Regions from separate parts of the Homo sapiens genome. Here all the other regions are linked to region 2. A link is a loop called in an ENCODE intact Hi-C map of the cell type or tissue named here. Cell type or tissue: dorsolateral prefrontal cortex. All regions are shown on one strand.

Evidence for each region. Peaks named below come from ENCODE experiments on the same cell type or tissue, not always from the same donor. Only the 100,000 strongest peaks of a DNase experiment are listed, where the experiment ranks them.
Region 1: a loop joins it to region 2, with 8 times the contacts of the local background. A loop is called at or near these places in 6 of 110 quality-filtered maps.
Region 3: a loop joins it to region 2, with 4 times the contacts of the local background. A loop is called at or near these places in 4 of 110 quality-filtered maps.

Annotation. Positions count from the first base shown.
Region 1 is chr7:3,905,291-3,913,290 of GRCh38, forward strand. All of the region lies in intron 5 of SDK1 (sidekick cell adhesion molecule 1), which reads left to right. Among named protein-coding and RNA genes, the nearest start is that of SDK1-AS1, 560 kb to the left of the region's middle. RefSeq lists an enhancer at 5,615-6,814. In dorsolateral prefrontal cortex, no CTCF peak of the experiment used is centred here; DNase peaks (open chromatin) are centred at 4,891 and 5,221; H3K4me3 peaks cover 374 bases; H3K27ac peaks cover 1,771 bases; H3K27me3 peaks cover 326 bases.
Region 2 is chr7:3,751,926-3,759,925 of GRCh38, forward strand. The region is part of intron 4 of SDK1 (sidekick cell adhesion molecule 1); the gene reads left to right. Among named protein-coding and RNA genes, the nearest start is that of SDK1-AS1, 400 kb to the left of the region's middle. In dorsolateral prefrontal cortex, no CTCF peak of the experiment used is centred here; DNase peaks (open chromatin) are centred at 2,736 and 3,356; H3K4me3 peaks cover 1,409 bases; H3K27ac peaks cover 2,004 bases.
Region 3 is chr7:3,894,130-3,902,129 of GRCh38, forward strand. The region is part of intron 5 of SDK1 (sidekick cell adhesion molecule 1); the gene reads left to right. Among named protein-coding and RNA genes, the nearest start is that of SDK1-AS1, 550 kb to the left of the region's middle. In dorsolateral prefrontal cortex, CTCF peaks have their summits at 3,488 (motif pointing left) and 3,688; a DNase peak (open chromatin) is centred at 3,496.

The sequences.
Region 1 (8,000 bases), 150 kb after region 2:
GCCGCAATGAATATTTGTGCATTATTTTTGTATCACTGGAGGTAATGTTACTCTCATTCTTGAATGATAGTCTGGATGTATATAAAACTCTAGGTTGATATTTCACTTTCTTTCAATCCTTTGACACTTTTGTTACATTTTATTTTAGGCTTTTTATTTTTCTGGTAAGAAATCTGCTTTCAGTATAATTATTCTATTGTGGATAATCTTTCCCTATGGTTTTTAGGGTTGTTTTTTCCTTATCTTTGCTGTCTACAGTTTCACTAGGTAGTTATTTTCTCCTGTTTAAGAATCATTATGTTTCTTGTTTCTTTAGAATCATGTCCTTTATCAATTCCAAAGTTTTTTTTTTAGAGGAACGTTCTTGCTCTGTTGTCCAGGCTGGAGTGCAGTGGCACAATCACTCACTGTAACCCCGAACTCCTGGGTTCAAGCAATCTTCTAGACTCAGCCTCCTGAGTAGCAAGGACCACAAACACATGCCACTATCCCTGGCTAATTAAAAAAAAAAATGTGGAGATAAGTGTCTTGCTATGTTGCCCAGGCTGGTCTTGAACTCTTGGCCTCAAGCGATCCTCCCACCTCAGCCTCCCAAAGTGCTGAGATTGCAGGTATGAGCCACTGTACCTGGCCTCAGTTTCAAAATTCTTAGCCTTATTTTTTCTGAATATTTCTTTTTTTCACTTGTTTTGGTCTCCTTCTAGAACTCCGATTTAAGCATATTTGCATCTTCTCATTTTGCCTTATTTTCTCTTCCCATTCATCGTTTCTGTCTCTCTTTGCTACATTCTGGAAACTTTCCTCAATCTCTTTTTCATTCAGTTATTTTCTCTTTAGCTTTGTCTTACCTGATGTTTGTCCTCACCTTTGAGTTTTTAATTCCAATGACTATATTTTTCATTTGTGTTTCCATTTGCTACTCTTCAAATCCACCTTTTCATCGTGTTCTATTATTTTGTTAGAACTTTAATTATTTTATGTTTAATCATTTTTAACTTATTTTGTAGTGTCTCCCAAATTATTGTAGTAAGTTCAGGGGTGGAAATTCTGTTTCAGAACATACTAATCTTTACAATGGTGGCTGTATGCGTATGTGTGTGTGTGTGTGTGAGAGAGAGAGAGAGACAGAGAGCGCGCGAGTGCAGGAGCTCATCTTCATTAATTGTTACATTCATGGAACGCTCATGCTCCCTGAACTGTGCCTTACCATCAAATGGTTTCACCTCTGCTTGTGCTATTGTCCTGCTGGTTTCAATGGTTTAGAGCTGGTTTAAATTAATTTTTCAGATTAAGGAGCCCTCCAAGACACAGGTAGCATTTCAGTGTCTTTTTTTTTTTTTTTTTTTTTTTTTTTTGAGACAGAGTCTTGTTCTGTCGCCCAGGCTGGAGTGCAGTGGCAAGATCTCGGCTCACTGCAACCTCTGCCTCCCAGGTTCAAGCAATTATCCTGCCTCAGCCTCCTGAGTAGCTGGGACTACAGGTGCACGCCACCATGTCCAGCTAAGTTTTTGTATTTTTTAGTAGAGACGGGGTTTCACCATGTTGCCTAGGCTGGTCGCAAACTCCTGAGCTCAGGCAATCCGCCCACCTCGGCCTCCCGAAGTGCTGGGATGGCAGGCATGAGCCACCGTACCCTGCCTCTGTGTCTTTTTTGATCTCCTTTCTAGCGCATGCTGTCTTCTTTTCTCCATCAAGCTTACCTTTTCATTTAAAATTTCCTTCTTATATTTCACCTAGAATCTTACGTCCTTGTAGCAGGAATAGGGTCTGAGCCAGTGTATTCTAATATGTTGCTAAAATCAGATATATTTAAATATATTCTCTCTTTTTTTATTATGAAGATTTGTCTCTATCTGTAAAACTTAAAACTTGCCATTTTAGCCATGCAACTTAGTAGCATTAATTACATGCACATTGTTGTGTAAACATCCTGCATATCTATTTCAAAAATGTTTTATCACCCAAACAGAAGCTCTGTACCTATTAACTCCTCTATTCCCACCTCCCCTTTCGCCACTGGTAGCTGCTTTTCTGCCTAGTGTCTCTGTGAATTTGCATATTCGAAATATTTCACATATTCGTCCTTTTGTGTCTGGCTTATTTTACTTACCGTAATGTTTGTAAGGATTGTCTACATTGTAGCATGTGTCAAAAACTCATTGCTTTTTGTGGCTGAACACTATTTCATTATCTGACATACCACACTCTATGTATCCACTTGCCCGTTCATGTACATATAGGTTGTTTCTGCCTATTGGCTCTTGTGAATAATGCTGCAGTGAACATTCGTGTACAAGTATCTGTTCGAGTCTCTATGTTCAGTTCCCTGGGATATATCCCTAAGAGTGCGATTACTGAATCTTATAGCAACTTTGCGTTTTTAAAACAGACTCTTACCAAAATGAAATAAATCACAAAGGTGTAGCACCGCAACAGCAGAGGTGGTGAGGGTCTTACATCATCCCTCATCTGTTTAGGTTAACATATATGATATTCAAAATTAAGAGCAAACTGCTTAGTCCTAGAACTGCCCAGTTCTTGTTTCTTATTGCTCAGCTGTGTACACCATGTCTACCCAGTGTGAGTTTCAGTGGAACTAGAATACTTTGATTGAGCAAGGGCTTGTGTGTGTATTGTTTACTTTTAAAAACATTGTTTCAAGAGGGTTTTTTGTTGTTGTTGTTGGCTTGGGGCTTGGGGGTGATACTGAACCAATACTCATTCCTGCTTTGATACATTGTTTCCTGAGCCTTCTCATCTCTTCTCTGCGGCTTAGCTTTCATTATTTAACAAACATTTATTGAGTGCCCGTAATGTGCTGGCTTCTGTGATACACACAGAGAAAATTAACCCTGGAGTAACGTGCTGAGGGCTGCGGTACAGGAAAGCACAGAATGGGCCGTGCGCATAACCCGGATGAGCGCCTTGTGTCCCGCTCACTTTGCGCGTTGGGCTGCAAACAGTGAACACTCACTGAAGTTCTGTCATGGGATGGAAAATTCATTGCACAAATGCAAGTGGAAGCAGGGAGGGCAGGATTCTTGGGAATGACGCCAGATCCAGGAGACGATCAGCTTGGTCTCATTCCCCACCACGAACCTCGTGTCCCGACAGCGTCGACACATCCCTTCATACACGGCTGGCCAGATGCTCACCCGCAGTCCACTCAGCGGTCCACTCAGCTGCGTCCAGGATTGCTGGGTCATTTGGAAACTGCATAGAGATTCATAGGCAGCTTCCCCTAAAAAGGGTGATATTCTGATGCTTAGCCCATCTGGTACAGCCACCATTCATCTCTTCCTTCCTTCCTTTAAATATTCCGCAAGTACTCATCTCAACCTCTTCTCACACCTAAGCCTATCCTGATAATTGTCTTTTCCTCCAAATCCTCTTTAATATATTTTTCATGTCAAAGGGGAAATCATCTTCTTTTGTAAGAGAATACATGATAAATTTATTTTCCCTGTGTCTCCCGGATGTCTAGAGCGGGAGTCAGGAAAAGGAAGCATTTTTGGGGGGACTTAGGAGGAAAGAATTCATTTTTTTTTTTTTTTGGTACCTTAGAATACAGAGACAGTGATCCACATTAGAAAGGTATGGGTTGGACTCTCCTACTTCCCTAGGATGTTTCTTCTACCAGTGTGGGTGACACTGGAGTTGGGGTGGGCCATCAGGAGATGGAGGTGAGCCTGCCCCGGATGGCTGCCCCCTGCTCAAGTGAGCCAGGGTGGGAGGAGATGAGGAAGACAGCCCCTCTGGCTGTGCCTTTTGGCCCCCTTTTCTCTCAGTTGCCCTAAAAGTTATTTATTCCTGGAGTTGGCTTTAGAAATAAATAGGAAGTATCTTGGCATAAGTCAGAGAAGGGTCCAAGGCAGACCATCTTCAGACGCAGTGAGACCCTCATCCTCTACTCCATCATACACCTGTTTTCCATTACGGAGTTCTGCTGTCCTCTAGTTCAGCTCTGCTCTCCAGCAGGCTCTCTCGGGTGGTGACCAGATGGCCGCCAATAACTCCAGACTTAAATCCTGCCTGGGCTGCGGGGCGGACACCCCATCTACTGTGCAGGCACTGCTGTTGGCTCCTGTGGAGCAGCTGTGGAGCAGGGGTGGGTGGAGTAGCCTCTGCCCATCCTGAGGGACCTCCTCCGTCCTCCAGTTGTGGCCTCTGCTCAGGTTCATATGGCCACACAGCAACACTGTCTACCTTTTATGCTTCTGCTGATCCCTACCTCTCCCAAAGACAGTAAGCTCGGGAAAAGGGGACAGTGACGGTGTTAGTGACCCCACCACACCCACTACAGTGTTGAGCACTCATCACATGTGTGTCCGTGGAGCTGGCCTATATGCGCTCTCCAGTATGAGGCTGTATTATGTCTAAGGATACACAAATACACGGCTTTAAAGTAGGAATATTTTTTAATTTACTACAAAGAAGCTCAGGGATTAAAGAACCATCCGTCTCTTAATTCTCATGGTCGATGGCTTTATCTTTTTGCATAGCGTGCTTGCCTAAAGCGAGGCACCTCTTCATATATAAATCAGCCTTTTTTTGAATAAAAGTTAAATACAACAGGATGGAAATGCAGCTTTGAAAACCTATAATGAGCAGGAGGGATTATTATGCATCTACACCCCGGGGAAGTGAATATTTCATGTTAGAAAAAGTAGAGGCCAAGGGCAAGGTTCATTTAAAATGTATAAAGATAATAAAAGCGCTCATGGATGGAAAGGCCATCTGAAAGGACTGTTCACTTTTTGGAGAGGCTGATGTGGAATCATTGTGTTTCTTTGCAGGGGGAAAAAGAAAAAGTCCTGTGTGCGAATGGCCCCCTGCGTGGTGCTGCGTCAGCAGACAGGAGCATTATTTTCCCCTGGAATGTGCAGCGCTTGGTGCCTCTGTTCTCTCTGTAGTGCACAGAGCCAAGCAGAGAGAGAGGCTGAGCGTTTCAAAGAGAGACAAAACAAAAACAGATTATTCTGCTGTGCTGCCACATCACCACAGCACAATACTCTGTTCAAAATTGTCTCTTGTCAGGCACATTCTTCAAACAGTATTATGTGTACAAAGACTCTCTGTGTTGGAGAATTTGCATGTGTAGGGAAAATAGCTGCATAGTGCGGAATATTTCCTGAAGAGGCCAGATTTCTGTGTGTGTATGTGTGTGCCGGGCATCTGTGTCCTTAGCATTTTGGAAGGTGCCTGAGCTTTCGGAGGTCACCAAAAAGTACTGAGTCATCGTGCCATTCGGTTACCTTCGGCGCTACCATCCTAGTCTGAAGCTTTTACAGGCCTCTAAGAAGGTCTTCCTGAGACCCCAGTCTTGTTTTTTGCATAAGTACGCTGCCCAGGCTCCGGTGATTGACAGGTGTAGAATGGGACGTCCTCCTTTCCCAGTTGCATGATACATAGTGTTCAGTGTTAATTTCTGGAATTCAGGTCACTTGAAAGGCCAATTCTTGGGCCTTTCTGCCTGAATGGCTGATGATTCCTCTCCTTGCATCCCTCGTGATCAATTATCCAGAAAAACTGATTATTCAGATTGTTAAATCCCCAGTTAGTCCGGATAATCGGCATTCTGTTGTATCCCATAAATGTGGCCCACGCTGTGGAGCAGGGTGGGCCTCTTCCTGGGGCCCTGTGGCTCCTCTCTCCCCAAGCTCAGGCGTGCTGCTCTGTCTCCCGCTGCCTGCTCTTCTGGGCATTCCGCTCTCCTCCAGCGCCACTGATGCACAGCCTTTCCAAGAGGGTGGCCTTGCCTCTGGGTCAGCTCTCCATTTTGGGGGGACTAGGGTGGCCCGGCTGGAGGCCTCTGCAGTCTTTGTAACTGGGACAAAAGTTGAAAGGACACATAAAAAAAATTACAGATAAACCTGAAGGCACATGTGCTCACATGGCTGCTGTGGCTGTGGGATTGTTCCTTCTGCCTGTGAAATGGCTGAATTTAAAACCCATGCTTCTTTGTCCTCTAGATCCTGTACCCCCACTTTAGGAAGGGGCAGCAATCAGAATTAGGCAGCCTACTGTCTTTGTTGGGGGGCTGTAACAAAGTGCCATAGACAGAGTGGCTTGTCAGCAACAGAAACTTACTGCTCACAGTTCTGGAGGCTGTGAAGTCCAAGACCAAGGCACCAGCACATTCGGTGTCTGGTGAGGGCTCATTTCTTGGTTTGCTGTGTCCTCACATGGCGGAAAGGGCAGACGGGCTTCCTCAGGCTACCTGAGGAAGGGCACTAATCCCATTCACAAGGGCTCTGCCCTCCTGATCCATTCTCCTCCCCAGAGCTCCACCTCTTAATGCTATGACCTTGGGTAGCAGGTTTCAACATATGAATTTTGGGAGGACACATTCAAACCACATCACCTGCCCAAGGTCTTACAGCCGGTGGTAGCCCAGGCCAGCCATCTCTTTACTGTACCCATTTTGTCTCTAGTTCTGTATTAGGTGTTGGAGGAGGGAGGTCACACAGATGTGAAAATGAGTCAGCTGAACAAGGAGCAGGCCCTGCCCTGGAGGAGCTTAAGGGGAAATTATAAATTTCCCTCAGTAGTGAATCATGCTATAATCTAGTGCAGGGTGCAAATATGTGACCTGAGGGAGCTGGATAAAGTACTCACCTTGCTGTGGAGACGTTTGACTTGCACCTGGAAGGATGACTCAGAGCAGAGATGAGGTGGGGGAGGGCATTCTAGGGAAGGGGCCAACTTGAGCAAGAGCTTGTAGGTGCGGGGGCGTGCAGGGCAAGGGGGCCCTGTTCACTTAGAACAAAGGATCGGCCAAGGAAGTCTGGGAAACAAACCAAACTACAGAGGAGCTTGAGCAGAGTCGAAGTTTATTTTGTTCCCTCGTTGAAGGTTTAAAGCCGAGGAGCTACGTGATGAGCGCTGTGTTTTAGGAAGAGGACTCCGTAATAGAGAGGATGAGCCAGTGGATCCATTTCTAAATGTGTTTCTTAGGCTATAGGAGGAGGAGCTTTCTTTATTTATTCCAAAATTTGCTTTCAGATGCTAATGCGTGTATTGTGAACTCTGAGAAGAGAGAGTTCCAAAATGTATTTGACCACAAAACCTCTTTTTCACGGTAACTGGTGCACAGTAGGCACTCAGTGTTTTTGCATGACCAAATAAGCAAGTACAACACCAGCGTGCCACAGAGTGTGGTTCAAGAAACATTGCATTCTGTGAGGCGCTGAAGCAAGAAGAAAGGCCAGTGAGAGGCTTTGATATTTATCCGGGGAAGAGGTACTGATTGCTCAAGCTAAGCTTCAGTGGACTGAAGATAGGGAAGCCAACCACCCACAACTCCTCCAAATACCTCCCTCTCCCAGGCAGGCATGGCTGGGGCACCCGCTTCTGGGCTCTCCTGCCCCCTGGGCCCACCCCACGGATGGCTTTTCATGCATTTACTTATCATTCTCCTCTGGCAGAGACCGGCACGGTCTGGCCCGTGGGGGCTCAAGACAGTTGACAGAAGGAAGAGGAAGGAGACCTAAGGGACTTGGCAGCTGGGTGGAGAAGAAGACCCGATTTCTTTATTTATACATGGACTTGCTTGAAAAAGATTTCTAGTCCTTAACCAAAAAAAAGTGCAGTGACCTTTCCACTACGACATCTGTTCCCACGAGATGCAAGTCACAGTTTTCATGTAAGGGCTCAAAGCAACCGTGGAGGGCCGAAGGCAAGCAAGATGTGGATCAGGCTCTTGTTTTTCTCTTCTCTTCATCTTCCCCTCCCCTTCTAAAGTGAGAGCTTGTGATTAAGGAGGGTTTAATGACAGGGAAAACAGTTAAAATGAAGAAGGAGTTGCCTGAAGGAAGCATCTGGGAGGTGGGCAGAGCAAGGGGTACCGGGGGCCCTGCCATGAAGCCTTCAGGGCATCGGTATGGAAATGCCTCCAGCTCCTGGCTCGCGCTAAGCGTACCTGGTTCTCTAGATGGCTCCCGGTCTTCTTGCCTCCTGGCCCTTCCCTCTCCCCTCCTCTGACCTTTCTCTTACACTTA
Region 2 (8,000 bases):
TACAAACAATGGGGAAGAGACGAAAGATAGTGTTTCATGGGAGGTGTATTTGAGATAGGCAGAAGAGGAAACAAGCTTTCAGCCAATGGGAAAAGTACTCCTTTGGCCTTCTATGATTGACATTTCAGAACAAGCTTTTGGGAGAAAGTTAACCAATAAACACTTTCTAAGTTACTGCCTGTATTATTGAACGTATATTGCACTTTTCGTTTTCATCTTGCACAACCTGATAGGTGAGCCTGAAATTGGCTCTGTTAACTGTTCTCCATTAGCTTTTATTCACTCTTATTAGGGACTGCAGTCTATGTAATGAATTTATTGGATCAATTATTTGTATCTTAATGCATGTTTAGGACTTCAAAGACCCCTTTCTTTTGATTTTTTTCCTCATTTAAATAGTTTTCTGAACATCACAGTTTTGGTGCCTTCACTTTGATACATAATTACTATTCTGCAAGTGAGCTTAATACTTTTAATGCCATCTGACCTCAAGATTTTAATAGAATTAAATGCAAACAAGATGAGGAAAGAAGAGTCATGGGGAAACTTGACTTGTTACTGAGCTTTGGGAAAAACTTTAAACTCTTGGTCAAAGTGATTTTCTGTTAAGAAATCAAAAACGTGCCAGCAGATGCCTTTAAAGACAACATTTATAGAAATTATTTTTTTTTGAGAGTTTGATTTTAGTATTCTAGCATGGATTTACGTCATCTGATACTGGATAGTATAATCTTTTTTCCTCATCCTCTAACCCTCAATTCTTAAAACTCCGTGAATCCATTTCTTTCTTTGCATTTTTATTATTGTGCATCATGAGACTCATCTTCAAAGGCAAGAGCCTTATTATTGGGAAACAATTGTGTAGTAAATGCTTATTTGTTATTTCTCTCTATAGTTTTTTCTCTATATAGTATAGTAGTATCTCTATTATCTTAACACAGTCTTGGAAATACCCACAGTATTTGTAATAAATGTATAATAAGTATGTCAAATTTATTTTCTATCTAAATTTTGTTGTTATCTCAGTCTTAAATTCCATCCCTCCCAAATTGCTATTTCTCCACCCTGAAAGATAAAGGGTAGCCCACGTTGATACTACTCGGTGTCTGCCCAATCACAGGAAGGCACTGAGATCTTTCAATGTACTGCCATCACATCACTAAGATGGGTGAGGTGGGGATCAAAAATTGAGAGAACTAGGATGGCGGCAATATTTTCAGGAATGGTCATTAATAAGCTAGTTATGAGATTGTCATATTTAAATTTCATGACTGTTTTTCAACCTGAATGTATGGAAATAAAAATTATAAACCCTCTTCATTTTATGAACCTTATTTTTGAATTTCCCTGGAATCTATTGCTATTAAAGCCATTAATTCCTTACTGTAAAACGTCACTATCAAGAAAAAGCTAAAAACATCACCATCAGTATTAGAGATGCAAGCATGCAGGTTTCCTAAACTGAAGAGACATTGCCCCTTAATGAGCCTTTACAAAACAAGAGAAGATCATTTTTGAGCTTAATATTAGAACCAAAAAGAGAAATGCAAGGCAGTAGCCCATTGCAAGAAAGAAAACAGGAATGCACTCAGCCAGGTTGCAGTCACCCCCAGACAGGAAGGTTCTTGCCGTTTATTGCAGTTGCCTCTGATTCCTCCCTCGAAGTCTGGGAGCCTTAAGGGTGAACAGCCTACAACCAAGCCACGTTCTCCCGACAATTCTGTAAACCTGTTTATCACAGGCAAATTTTCAGGTGTCTGACTATAGTGGGATTTTTTATTATCAATGAAATGCATGAAGTGACAGGCCTTGGTTGGTGAAGTGGCTTTTGTAGACTGAATATGGCTGAGTATGTACAGCCAATAATACATTTTAAAAGGCATGTTTCCACGTAGCTAGAATTGAATACTTGGTATTACTGTCCTTATTTTCTTCTTTTTACTGTATTTGATAAAATACGTCCATGAGAATTCAGCATTCTCTATAAAATAAAATTTTGAAGGAAAGTAGAATGAAAAATAATTAATGATTTGATGAGGAAAATCTAAAAGAAATGTGTTATTTCTAGGCAGGTCCTCTTGGCTTTCCATTCAGGACTTCTGCCCAAACCATGAAAGCAAATGACTAGGCCATATGGAAATTGGTTGTAAAAGATGTTTTAGATTAGCCAGTCACTCCAGGAGCCTTTGATGTTATGCAGGCTAATGAAGTTGGCTCTTGGAGAGGTTTTTATTCAGCTGAACTGAATTTCTGAGAGATTCATATTACATTTTCATACAGTTGTCTTGCTTCATACCCCAGGGATTTATTAAGTTATAATTGAATATTGTGTTTTTAAGAAAGTTTCTTAATGTATTACACCCTTCAGCAAATTTTGCTTGGTATTGTTTTGTCAAGATAATTTAATTTTACATTGGCTAATTTAGCCCATATTAATATTTCCCCTGAAATTCAGGTAACTTAGCAAACTGTTACAGGTGGTGAGAAAGAAAACTCTTTTATTGAAGCATTAAAATGTTACATTATTGTGAGGTGAAATCTTTTATCAGCCTTTGGAGATATTCTATCAAGGTCAGTAACATTGTATCTGTCAAAGAAAAGTTTTACTCCAAAAGTTGATTCTCCTTTCCTCAGTATCCCCTGTTCCCTGCATTCTCCAGTGTTCCTCCTTCCTCCCATCTCTTCCTGTCCCAGGGAAGTTCTCCCCGGATTGCTGACTGGAGAAACAGCATGACGTGGTTTCTAAGTAAGGGGAAGGGGGGTGGGGGGCGGAGTACTCCCTTGTCAGTGGTAACAATAGGCTGTGAATAATTCAGACATGATGAAAGAAAGTCTCATTTGACAAGATAGTACCCGATTCACTAAACAGCTAGTGTGGAAATAATGATGGCGTTAGTTAGGGGAATACAAGAAGTTCAAAAGTTTTGGTGGTTTTGAAAGGGAATCGCAGCACAGGGGCCTTCACCAGCTTCCCTTCTAATGTTCGTTTGTTACGCCTGGAGTTTCTTACATTACTGATTACGTCTCACTTGGGCGATGTTTTATCTAATTTCTGGAAAGGCTTTGTTTTATAAAGTGGGCTTGCTTCTGTGGAAATAAACAAAGACCAAATGAGAACAAACAGAGGCTATTTATTCAGAGCTTGCTATACCAAGGGAGCCATCCTTTGCTCTTGGCAGAGACTCAAAGGCAGCCAGAGGGGTGGGAAAGCTTCCAAGTGAAAGAAGGAGGCTTCCAGCTCACTCTGATTGGAGGCTGTTGGCCTGGGGAAGCCGGAAGTGGGCTTACTAGAAAGGGGGCGTGTTGTGTGGTTGGTGTGGGGAGCGTATTTGGCTTCCTCTGATTGGCCTTGAGTTGGAAAGGGTTGGGGAGCGAAAATAGGGACGACTCAGTCACTGGCCAAGTGCTGACTGTTCGGTGCCCATGACTGCAGAGGTTGTGTTTTGGCTTCCTGGGTTTCTCACGCGGGTGGGAGTTGACATACACGGTCTGGCCATTGTCTGTCTGCATAGTCCGCCTCACTGGATACTGAGAAATTTGCCTGGCAGTGTATGAACTGGATAAACTTGAGTGGGAAGTCTAAAATTATGAAGGATATTTGGACAGAATACTTAATTTTTTTAATTCGTACCCCACACTATTCACTCTTTATGAGGAACAGAGTCTGATAACCACCTCCACAGCCAAAATACAGAACGTCATCTCAAAAAAGTTCTCCGTGTCGTTCATTTGTAACCAACTCCTTCCCCCCAACCCCTCACCCCAAACAAACGCTGATAGGTTTGTTTGCCCCTGTAATTTTGTTATTTTCAGAATATCACATAAATGGCTACATGCAGTATGGAGCTTTTTGAACCTGAGTCCCTTCACGTGGTATAGTGCATCTGACACATGCATGTTGTTGCATGTTTTGAATCTGACTCCTTTCACATGGCATAGTGCGTGTGACACATGCATGTTGTTGCATGTTTTGAATCTGACTCACATGGCATAGCACGTGTGACACATGTATATCGTTTTAACTCTGACTCCTTTCACATGGCATAGCACGTGTGACACATGCATATCTTTGATGTTTTGACCCTGACTCCTTTCACATGGCATAGCACATGTGACATATGTATATCGTGGTTTTAAATCTGACTCCTTTCACATGGCATAGCACATGTGACACATGCATATCATTGATGTTTTGAACCTGACTCCTTTCACATGGCATAGCACATGTGACACATGCATATCATTGATGTTTTGAACCTGACTCCTTTCACATGGCATAGCACCTGTGACACATGCATATCTTTGATGCTTTGACCCTGAGTCCTTTCACATGGCATAGCACGTGTGACACATGCATATCTTTGATGTTTTGACCCTGACTCCTTTCACATGGCATAGCACGTGTGACACATGCATACCATTGATGTTTTGAACCTGACTCCTTTCACATGGCATAGCACATGTGACACATGCATATCATTGATGTTTTGAACCTGACTCCTTTCACATGGCATAGCACATGTGACACATGTATATCGTTGTTTTAAATCTGACTCCTTTCACATGGCATTGTGCGTGTGAGACATGTGTGTCATTGCATGTGTGTCAATAGCATCACTAGTTTATTCCTTTTTTTTTTTTAAAGAAAATGCTCAACTTTATATTTCATTTCAACAATTTGCTCCTAATGCCCTTTTCCTGCCCCAGGATCCTATCTAAGACCTTGTGCGTGTAGTCATGTCTTCTTGGTCTCCTCCAATCTGTGACCATTTTTACTCTTTCTGTACTGTCTACAACTTTGACCCTTTTGAAGAGTCCTCGTCAGGCATCTTTGGGTCGTGTCCCTATATTTGGGTGTATCTGTTGTTTCCTCATGCTTAGACTGGGGTTATGGATTTTGGGGAAGAATCCCACAGGGGTAAAGGACCCTTTTGATGATATCATATCGGGGGCACCGGTCATCACCATGACTTATTCCTGGCGATGCGAACCTTGACCCTTTGGTGAGGGTGGTGACAGTTAGGGTTTTCCACTATAAAGTTACCATTTTTTTTTCCGTATCCTATTCTTGAAAGGTTTTCTTTTCTCACCAGCTGAATATGTGGTGTTTTTCCATACTGATTCTCCAACTCTCTGACACCAACTGGGTGTCCTGCAATTCAACTGAATTACAAAACCAACTCCCAGCGTTAGCACAGACCCCACACATTGAGGGCTCAAAACTACCCCCACTTCAGATCCCAGGTGTCCTCATATACATCTGACAGACTTTGAATCGGGGTTCCCAAAACCCCCTCCTTGGGCTCAGTAACTCACTAGAACAGCTCACAGAACTACTCAGGAAGTCACTTTACTTACTTCCTTTTTTTGAGACAAGGTCTCTCTCTGTCACTCAACTCCTGGTCTCAAGCGATCCTCCCTTGTCAGCCTCCTGAGTAGCTGGGACCTAAGGTGCTACCATGCCTGGTTAATTTTATTTAAAATTATTTTTAATAGAGATGGGGTCTCACTGTGTTGCCTAGGCTGGTCTCAAACTCCTGGCCTCAAGCAGTCCTCCCACTTTGGCCTCCCAAAGTGCTGGGACTACAGGTGTGAGTCACCAGGCCTGACCAGGAAGTCACTTTACTTTCTATGACCAATTTATTATAAAGGATACAACTCAGGAATAGCGAAATTGAGGAGATGCATAGGGCAGGTGTGGGGGAGGGTGCAGTACTCCCAAGCTCTCTCCAGGCGCAAGGTGCCCCGTCCTCCCAGTACCTCTGTGTGTCCAACACCCCGGAGGCTCTTCCAACCCCATTGCTGGAGGGTTTTCATGGAAGGTTCATTATAGAAGCATGACTGATTAAATCGTTGGTCCTAGGTGATTGAACTCAACCTTCAGGCCCCCTCCCCTCCCAGGAGACTGGGGAGTGGGGCTGAAAGTTCCAAGTTTCTAATCAAGGCTTGGTCTTTCTGGTGACCAGCACCCATCCTGAAGCTATCTAGGGGCCTGCCAAGAGTTGCCTTGTTAGAACAAAAGACTCCTATAACCCTTATCACTCATGAAATTCCATACGTTTTAGTAGCTCTGTGCCAGGAACTGGGCACAAAGACCAAACGTATCTTTCTCATTATACCACAGTTCCTTAGAAGCAAGTTGTCAAGTCCAGCCCACAGTCAAGCAGAGGGCAGTTAAGTTCCACTCTGCAGGGAAGAGTATCAAAGAATTCGTGGGCATATGTTAAAACCGCCACTGTACTTAATAAATATTCTGAGGGATATACTTTGAGGCAATGCAAATATCTGTTTTTCCTAAACTTTCAGCCACCCATTTTAGCATTCGGCAGTGGCTCTTGCTTACAGCATTTCTATCGTAATGTTCTAACGGTGATTTTTCTCATTTCCCTCATTCTTCCTACATTTGTTTTTTGGAATTTTTCTGTAAAGGAAATCTGTCCCATCTCCCATTTATATATTCAATCATTTATTTATATCATTTTGGATATATGAATATTTATGTTATTCTCTGGGTTATAATCTTCTATTTAGGTTGGTGCAAAAATAATGGTAGTTTTTGTCATTAACACTAATGCGAAACTGTAATTATTTTTGTACCAACCTAATAGATTTAATTTGTAGGTCAAATGGCTCCTACTGTGGCCTTGAGAGCTTTCTCCAGTTGGCCACTGTGTTTGTTTGACGTGCTCTTATCTTTTTCTTTTCTTGGCACTTACTCTGCACTGTGAGATCCTCCAGCCTTGTTCTGTGTGTCACCTGCACCCGCCCAGAGTCAGCCATTTCTTTAAGAACCCTGGTGCCTTTTATGGGGAAATAGGATTAGAAACCAAGACTGAAGCATGGAGTGTGCTTGTAGCCCCTGTGCTGTCACATCCTCTAGGCCTCTCAGTGGACCCAGCTAGGAAACAGGTATATGTATTCCAACCCATGTATACACACAAGTCTCTGTTCCTGTCTGTATCCATCTGTATCTATTTAAAAATAACCGTGAGTTTCTACAAGTATTTCTGAGTCTAATCCAGTACCATGGGGTTCATTCTGTTTTCCTCCCTTGGTTACTTGTAATTTATTTCTCTGACAGGGAGAAACCTGACTCGCATTATCCACAGTTTATTTAGGTGTTCAATGGTAGCATTTGTGTAAACTACCCTTAGGATTGCTGACGTGTATCCTGCGAGAAACAAATTTACCAACCAAAATACAGGCTTTACCTATGGCTCATTTTTCCTTTATCCTGCAATAATCAGTCAAATCACTGTTTCCCAAGGGGTTTGGATCATAATTCTGAAAGAAATGCTGTAAAATGCTGTACTTTCTGAAGTCTAAATCCCAAAAGATCAATCTCTAAATAGAAAGTGGGAATGTTTAATAGGGAATGCTCATGTTGGTGGCTATTGAATCATAGAAACATTTTTAAAAGAGCAGTGCTATATAGAAAATAAATGTGTATGTATTTTCTGAGGAGAGCCATGTCCTATAAGAAAAAAAGTAGCTGTGCATCCTGATGCATGACTTTAAAGTATTAGTTAATGATGGTGAAAGCCAGCGACTGTGGACTGTCTCCCTGCAGTTACCCATAATCTGTCCTTGAAATACGCTTTTATCATATGTTGAATTTTCTTTTTAGTTTTCTCTGTTTTTTCTTTTTAAATTTTTTTCATTATTATTATTATTATTATTATTATTATTTGGAGGCGGAATTTTGCTCTTGTCGCCCAGGCTGGAGTGCAGCCTTAGCTCATTGCAACCTCCACCTCCCGGGTTCAGGCGATTCTTCTGCCTCAGCCTCCTGAGTAGCTGGGACTACAGGGGCATGCCACCATGCCTGGCTAATTTTTTGTATTTTTAGCAGAGACGGGGTTTCACCATGTTGGCCAGGCTGGTCTCGAACTCCTGACCTCAGGTGATCCACCCACCTGGGCCTCCCAAAGTGCTGGGATTACAGGTGTGAGCCACTGTGCCCAGGCTTTTCCCCATTATTTTAAGTTGTCCGCATTCTT
Region 3 (8,000 bases), 140 kb after region 2:
CGTTGCAGTTGGACCAGTTTTAAAATATATATATCATAAATAATCTTCAGAACATTTTAATGTACTACCGATGGTATTAAAAGTCAAAGCTTTCACAAAATTTAATTTACTTCTCCCTGTAACTTAAGAACAGTTTTAAAATGTGCATGGCTCCTGCTAAATTTAACAGCTTCCCCTTTTGCCTTCTCGACTGGAGGCTGCAACAACCTGAGCCAGGAGGTCTGGCGACTACAATGTTTGAGTGAAGCTGTGAGATCCATGCCTGTACTGGAAGCTCCTGACAGCCTCTGCAGGGCCTTGGTGCCAGGCTCCGGGGGTGGTGGGGGAGTGGGCTTTCCTTCTTAGAAAGCCTCTAGGCTTTGCAGGTTCAGGAAGAAGCTCACCAGCTGGGTCCAGCCACTGAAAGGAACCCTGAGCCTCAGTTTGCAGCCCAGAGATGCTCCGGGGTCTCGCCCAGTGCATATTCCTGGAGAGCTACAACATCAGGGCATCAGATCCACAGAAGATACATGTGCTTCACTATACACCAGGTGTGTATTGAAACTAAAGCAGAGTAATACTATTTTTTCTTTTTTTTTTTTTTTTTTGAGACGGAGTCTCACTCTGTCCCCCCGGTTGGAGTGCAGTGATGCAATCTCGGTTCACTGCAACCTCTGCCTCCCAAGTTTAAGCGATTTGTACTTCAGCCTCCCGAGTAGCTGGTGGCACGTGCCACCATGCCTGGCTAATTTTTTGTGTCTTTTAGTAGAGAAGGGGTTTCACCATGTCGGCCAACTCCTGACCTCAGGTGATCTGCCTGCTTTGGCCTCCTGAAGTGCTGGGATTACAGGTGTGAGCCACTGAGCCCTGCCAAGACTCTCATTTCCTAACTCTTGATTACCAGCGTGTCTCTAATGTACATTTTACTGATTCATTCCTCTAAAAATATTGTTGCTTTTACTCAATATGGTAAAAGTTTCTATTATAGGGTAAGAAGAATAGCACAAAATATTCACCAGGCATGGAGGATATCATTGCAGTTCAAGAAAGAAATCATAAGTAGTAATTAAGGGGCTTGGTACCCATAGAGTCATCTCATCATCACTGTAATAAATCATTCTTATATTTATTTATTGGAGCCTGAGGATGTTAAACCCTTACTTTTGTATGACCATTCATAGCTTATTGGTGCTTTCATCTTTATAGAAACACATTAGAGTCTGGCTGCCTCAGGGCCCATTCCCTAGTCACTTCCAGCCAGACATCCATGTATCAAAGCTCTAGCCAATCAACATGTAGTGGACGTCTGCTAAGTAGGGCTTCCAAGGATGTTTTCTGTTTAGAATAAAAAGGGGGAAATGTGGCTAGCCACATTTGACCACTATCCCTTCTTCTGGAACATGGATGTAAAGCTGGAGACAGTGTAGCCATCTCGTGACCACGAAGCAGTGATGAGGAAGACAAGAAGCAACTCACGGAAGGACCCATGCCCCCTTTCTCTTTCCACTCCGCTGTCCTGAGGCTTCTTCTTCTTCCTCTTCTTTTCAAGTTGCGTAAAGTGGATACTTAGATCCCTGAAGTCAGACCTTTCTTCTTTTCTAGTGTAAGTGCTTGATGCCATCAGTATCCCCAGGCACTGCTTTAGGCTCATCTCCCCATTTTTATGTTGGGTCTTCATTTTCTTTCATGACAAAATATCTTCTAATTCCCTTTGCATTTTCTCCTTTCACCCATGGATTATTTATAAGTGTGTTGTTAAGTTCTAACTCTTTGGCGATTTTCCAGATAACTTTCTGTTACTGATTTCTGATTTAATTCTGCGGTGGCCAGAAAACATACTCTGCATGATTTCAATCCTTTTAAATTTATTGAGATTTGTTTTATGGCCCAGAATATCTTGGCATATGTTCTGTGTGCACTTAAAAAGAATTTGTATTTTGCTGTTGTTGGGTGGAGTGTTCTGTAAATATCAATTAGGTCAAGCTGGTTGATAGTCCCGTTCAAGTCTTCTGTTTACTGATTTTCTAAGTTTTAAAGACATTTTAAAAAATGAAAAACGAAATGTTTATATATTTACTCACATATTGACCATTTCTGCTGTTCTTTATCCCCTGTGTACATTCAGCTTTTGGTTTGGCATCTTCCTTCTCCCTGAAGGCATGTCCTTAATACTTCTTGAAGTGCTGGCCTGATGGTTTAAATTCCACCCAGTGCCCTATGCATGAGCGCTGGTAGGAGCACACCCTCTTCCTGGCCTTGTGTGGGCTGTCAGGATTATGTTGCCTCCTCCTGTTATTTCCTGGCCTTGGTAGTTTCCTTACCTGTATGCACAGATCAACACTCAGCAAAAGACCCTGAAGCTCTGTCTGCCACAGCTGCCTCTTCTGTGGCATTTTTCTCCACTAGCTTTAGCCTCCTGGGCCTCCGCAGACTCTAAACTCTGGCTTGTTAACTCAGCAAGCCCACTGGGATCTGTCTGGCTTCCCTCAGCCTGGATTGGGAACTCTTTCAAGGCAGCGAGCTGGACACTCTTTTGTTTTCCTTCACCCAGGAATCACTGTCCCGTGCTGCCGGTGGTCCAGTGTCAGAAATCGCTGCTTCACATATTTTGTCTGGTTTTCAAGCTGTTTAAGGTGGGGGAATAAATCTGATTCCTGTTACTGTATCATGGCTGAAAGCAAAAGTCCTCTTCACCTACTTAAAAAAACTTAATTGTAGCAAAATATACATGTATTAGTTTGTTTTCACACTGCTATAAATAACTACCTGAGACTGGGTAATTTATAAAGAGAAGAGGTAGAATTGACTCACAGTCCTGCATGGCTGGGGAGGCCTCAGGAAAGTTACAATCATGGCAGAAGGGTGAAGGGGAAGAAGGCATGTCTTACATGGCATCAGGAGAGAGAGAGCAGAGGGGAAGAACTGCACACTTACCAAACAACCAGATTTCGTGAGAATTCTATCATGAAAGCAGCAAGAGGGAAATTCACCCCTTAATTCAATCACCTCCCACTAGGCCACTGCCACAACACATGGGGATTACAACTTGAGATGACATTTGGGAGGGGACCAGAGCCAAACCATATCAATACATAACATAAAATTTAGCATCTTCTCCATTTTAAGTCTCCCGTTCAGTAAGAAGTATTATGCACATTAACATTTCTGCACACTCATCACCATCATGCATTTCCAGAACATTTCCAGCTTGCTCAACTGGAAGCTCTTTCCCCATCAAACAATGATTCTCATTCTCCCCTTCCCCAGCCCCTGGCACCCACCATTGTACTTCCTGTCTCCTTGAATTCTACTACTCTAGAGGCCTCATATAAGTGGAGACACACAGTGTCTGCCCTTTTGTGTGTGACTTATCTCAGCATAATGTCTTTGAGGCTATCCATATTGTAGTATGTGTTGGAATTTCCTTCTTTTTTAAGGTAAAATAATATGACCTTATATGTATAGACCATATTATGTCTTTCCTTTCATGTGACGGACACTTGGGCTGCTCCCCCTTGTGGCTGTTATGAACAGTGCTCCCATTTGCCACGTTCTTCTTAATGTTCAACAACTTTGTTAAAATTATTTAAATGCAATGATAGTCATCTCACCATGTAGTTCAACTTGTTTTTACAGCTGTGTGTGTGTGTGTGTGTGTTATAATGGGAAGAAGATGAAATAAATGGTTATAGTTAATTTGGGAACTTTGATCAAATCCCCTTTCTTTCCATATTCCTTTCCTTTTTTCTTTTCTTAAATTTCCCTTTTCTTATCTTTTCTCTCATCTTTTACTCTTCTCTTTGCTCTTTCTTTTCTCTCACTCTTTTCTTCTCCTTTCCTTTTCTGCTCTTATTCCATTTCTTGCCCTCCTTTCCTTCCATGTGTGCACAGTACACTGACCCAGGAAGCCGCCGTGTGCACACACACCCCAATCAACATGACTGAGGTGCTACGGTATTAGCATGAAGCAACTCATATTCCAGGGGCAGAGAGAAGATGTGAACATCCATGAATGTAACCTGAGTTGAAGTGGCCTGAATAGAAGAACAGAAGTGCAGATACGGTGCTTTAATTACTCAGTGACAGAGGTTATTTTTGGTTAGGGAGAATCTGGAAAGTCTTCATTGTAGGGCCGACAGTTGACCTGAAACCTGAGAGTCGGGCACAGTTGGGGTTTCCAACAGGTGCAAAGATTTTCTAGGTTACAGAACCACTAGAGCAAAAAGCGCAGACATGGGACAAGCCTGCTGTCCGGTACAATGTCACATCATGATGCCATTCAGACCTCTTTTCCCAAAGATTCTAACTAGCTTTTTTAAACTTTACAGTGATATACAGAAAATGATAAATACAAGTCATCATTAAAATGGAACAATGAAAATTACTCACTTTTCATGCACTTTGCCCTTTTCTGATTGGTTTTAGACTCGGTACATTGCAAATATTTTTCCAATTTTATCATTTGTCTTTTGTGTTTTACATCCTGTTGTCCTTAAGGAAATAACTGCAACAAAAGAGCAGCATCTCAGGAATTCTCACTGATGAAAATGAGTCATCCGAATTAACAAAAAGTTTGAATTACTAACTTATTAATAGAATTTTGGTTTTATTATGTCACGCCCCTTGTGTCATCCTTGATTGCCAAACTAAGTCTTAGTAATTAGAGCTCGTTGGGAACGTGTTTTAATAAATAGATGGTGATTGTTTCATTTTTAAGTGCCAAGAAGTTCATTCTTTACTAGGCTAAATTCATCTGTAACATCTTATGTTGTTAATCAGTTTAAGGAAATATTTTACCTTTAAATAAATGTATTTTTAGCCTAATTTGTAAACAAATTATCATAAATTCTAAGTTAATGGTTTCCCAATTCTATAGTAAGGTGAAACAGTCCATATCTACCTCATTTTATTATCGTATCAGCTCAATTTTAGGCCTCCTTTTGGTTTCCATTTAAGTCATGAGAAATTTACTAAAATATCATATTTCCTGTGATCCTGTCAGTCTTACTGGTGACTTTAAGTGAAACAATGTGTGAGAATTGTCTTTGGAAAGCAAAGTTGTTCACCCTCCCTGATCTGCTGTTGAGGAACCTCCATGCTCTTCTTAATATATGAGTATGTATCACCCTCAGTCTCCCTACAGAAATATTGCGCTTTAACACTTCCACTTTTTCCATGACACATCTGTCCTTGCCCCTCCTTGGCTTGGAGTTCTTTCATATCTCCCCATCATCTACAGGCTAAAGTCTGTTTGAGAGCAGAACTTTGTAGCCAAAAGGCCCATTTAAATCCTATGTCTACCACGTGAGATGCAACTTACAGGATAATCACTCATTTTCTCTCGGCATCAGCTTCCTTGTCTAGGAAGGGGGAGCAGTGTGGCTGCCCTACAGCATTGGTGGGAAGACTAATGAGAAAAGGCTCAGAAAGTCCTCAGCTGTCCCCGGGTGCAGAGTGGGCCCTCCCGAGGTGGCACACTGCCTTGACCTCCTGAGCAGTGGACAGGTTCCTCCTCCCTCCCAGGCCTGCTCAGCCAGGTCCAAGCTGCACCAGCTCCACAGGCACGCCTGCCACGCAGCCCCGTGGAAGCACCTCCTCTGTCGGCCATCAGCATGTGGGCCATGCTGCATCTCTCTCCCCAGATGTCCTTGCCCACCCTCAGATATCTCCACGCATCCCTGAAGGCTGACACTCCTCTATAGGGGGCGTTACCAGGCCCCTGCCACCCCAGGCACACTGAGAAGTGCTTTGTCCCTGCTTCCCGGACCTGGCACACAGCTCTGCTGCAGGCATTGTGTGGAAATCACAGTTCTTACCTCACACATTCCCTTGACCGCATGCATTTTAAAGCATTTGAATGAATTTTTAAAAATTCTAACTGTGAAATATTTCAGCCATGTGGAAAGCTGTAATCGGATACCAGTGTATGACACTAACATTTAACAAATACGAACATTTTAAAGAGAAAGCAGTTTTACAAAAAAACCTAACCCTCCTCCCAGTTTCCTCTTTGCTGAAGAAACCATGAACCTGAAGTTGGTGCTACTCCTTCTAATCTGTGTCTTTATATTTTATTACATATTTTCATCCCCATAATTCTCTGGAATAGCATTTGTATATTTTTAAAATTTACATAAATATTTTCACCTTTAAAGTGGTTCCCCTCAAATATTTAACACGCGTAATTGAACAGAGTCTAAAATTTACCAACATGTTCTGCCTGAACAGGCTTCAATTTCTCTTGCATCGTTCATGTTTTGTGGTCCGCTGTTTAGGTTTTATCTGGTTTTTCATCCCCAGGTTGGTTATAATAACAACACAACGTCATTTTTTCCTGTTTGGTGCTGATTTAGCCTTTCCAGTGTGTTTAACTCATCATTGCTTCTCTCGTCCTGCCCATCCTTCTTGGCTTCATATCCTTATAGAATTTCTCCTTCAGAAATCATTTCCCACTGGAAGGCTGGAAATAGCTTTATTTACCCTCCCTCTCTTTTTCTCCCACCTTTATTTTGGAAGATTTCAACCTGCAGAAATGTAAGGTGAATTAACTGAATACCTGACACCCTTCACCTAGATTCACCCACCATGAGCATTTGGCCGCTTCGAGTCCCCTCTCTCCCCCTCTCCATTTCCCTCCCCTCTTTCCCTCTTTGCATGCTCTGTCACACACTCGTTTTAGACTGACACATTTGCAGATTTGTTGCAGACATTCCTCCCTAATACTCCAGCGATCTTCAACATAACCACCATAAAATCATTGCTCTTGAAAATTTCGCATTGATTTATGTGTAGTTCTGTTATCTAATATATCATTCAAATTCAAATGTGCCTAATTGTAGCAAAAAAAAAGACCTTTATGGCTTTTCTTTTTCAATTCTAGCGTCCAATTAAGGATTATTTACTGTCTTTAGTAAAAACATCTCCTTACCCATAATCTAATCGTTCCCTGGCCTTTCATTTTTTCTCAACATTGACATCTTTGAAAACTCCAGACCAGTTGTTTGGCAGAATGTCCTTCAGTCTTGAATTTGGCTGACTGTGTATTCTTTGTCAGATTCAAGTTAACTGTCTTTTTTTTTCTTTTTTCTTTTTTTTTCCCGACAGAGTCTTGCTCTGTCACCAAGCTGGAGTGTGGTGGCACGATCTCAGCTCACTGCAACCTCCGCCTCCCGGGTTCAAGCGATTCTCCTGCCTCAGCCTCCCGAGTAGCTGGGACTACAGGCATGTGCCACCACGCCCGGTTAATTTTTTGTTTTTTTAATAGAGACGGGGTTTCACCGTGCTAGCCAGGATGGTCTCGATCTCTTGACCTTGTAATCTGCCTGCCTTGGCCTCCCAAAGTGCTGGGATTACAGGTATGAGCCAAGTTAACTATCGTAATGACCCCATGTCCTTGTCAGTGCACCACATCAGAGGCCACCTGATGTCAACTTGTCCCATTATTGATTATTTTGAGTGTGATTATTAAGCTAAATGGGGACCAACAGGTTTGTCCAAAGGGAAAGGTGCATTTTTCCTTTGTGAGTTATCAATAATCTGTGTGGTAATACCTTGAAACTATGGGACTATTCTGTTTCTTAACACTCTTTACTCACTCACGGGTGACTCTTGCCTCAGTCAACTATTACCACGATGTTTGTGTCCTAACTTCTACCATCCTTTGTGTGTTTATTAGGTTAGTCTTCTTCTGTAAGGAACTCCTTTTCCTTCTTCACATTTCCATTCCTTTTTTTAGGAAGGGACTCTTGTTCTTTGTGTTAATTGAATATGTTATAATATCCCGTTACTCATTTAGGTGTTAACATTGTTTCAGATTTGGCTGCTGGGCATGGTTTCAGAGTATCTCCTCTATCTTTTCCGGATGTTCTCCTCTGTCTTTGAGTGTGTCTCACTTTCTAGCACAACAAGCTGCTCCAGGCTCACCTGTATTTTTCCTGCCCCAGCCCTGGAATCAGCCATTGCTCCAAGAAGCTTTGGTGCCTTTGAGTGCAATATGATATTTACGAACCAAGATCTGGCTG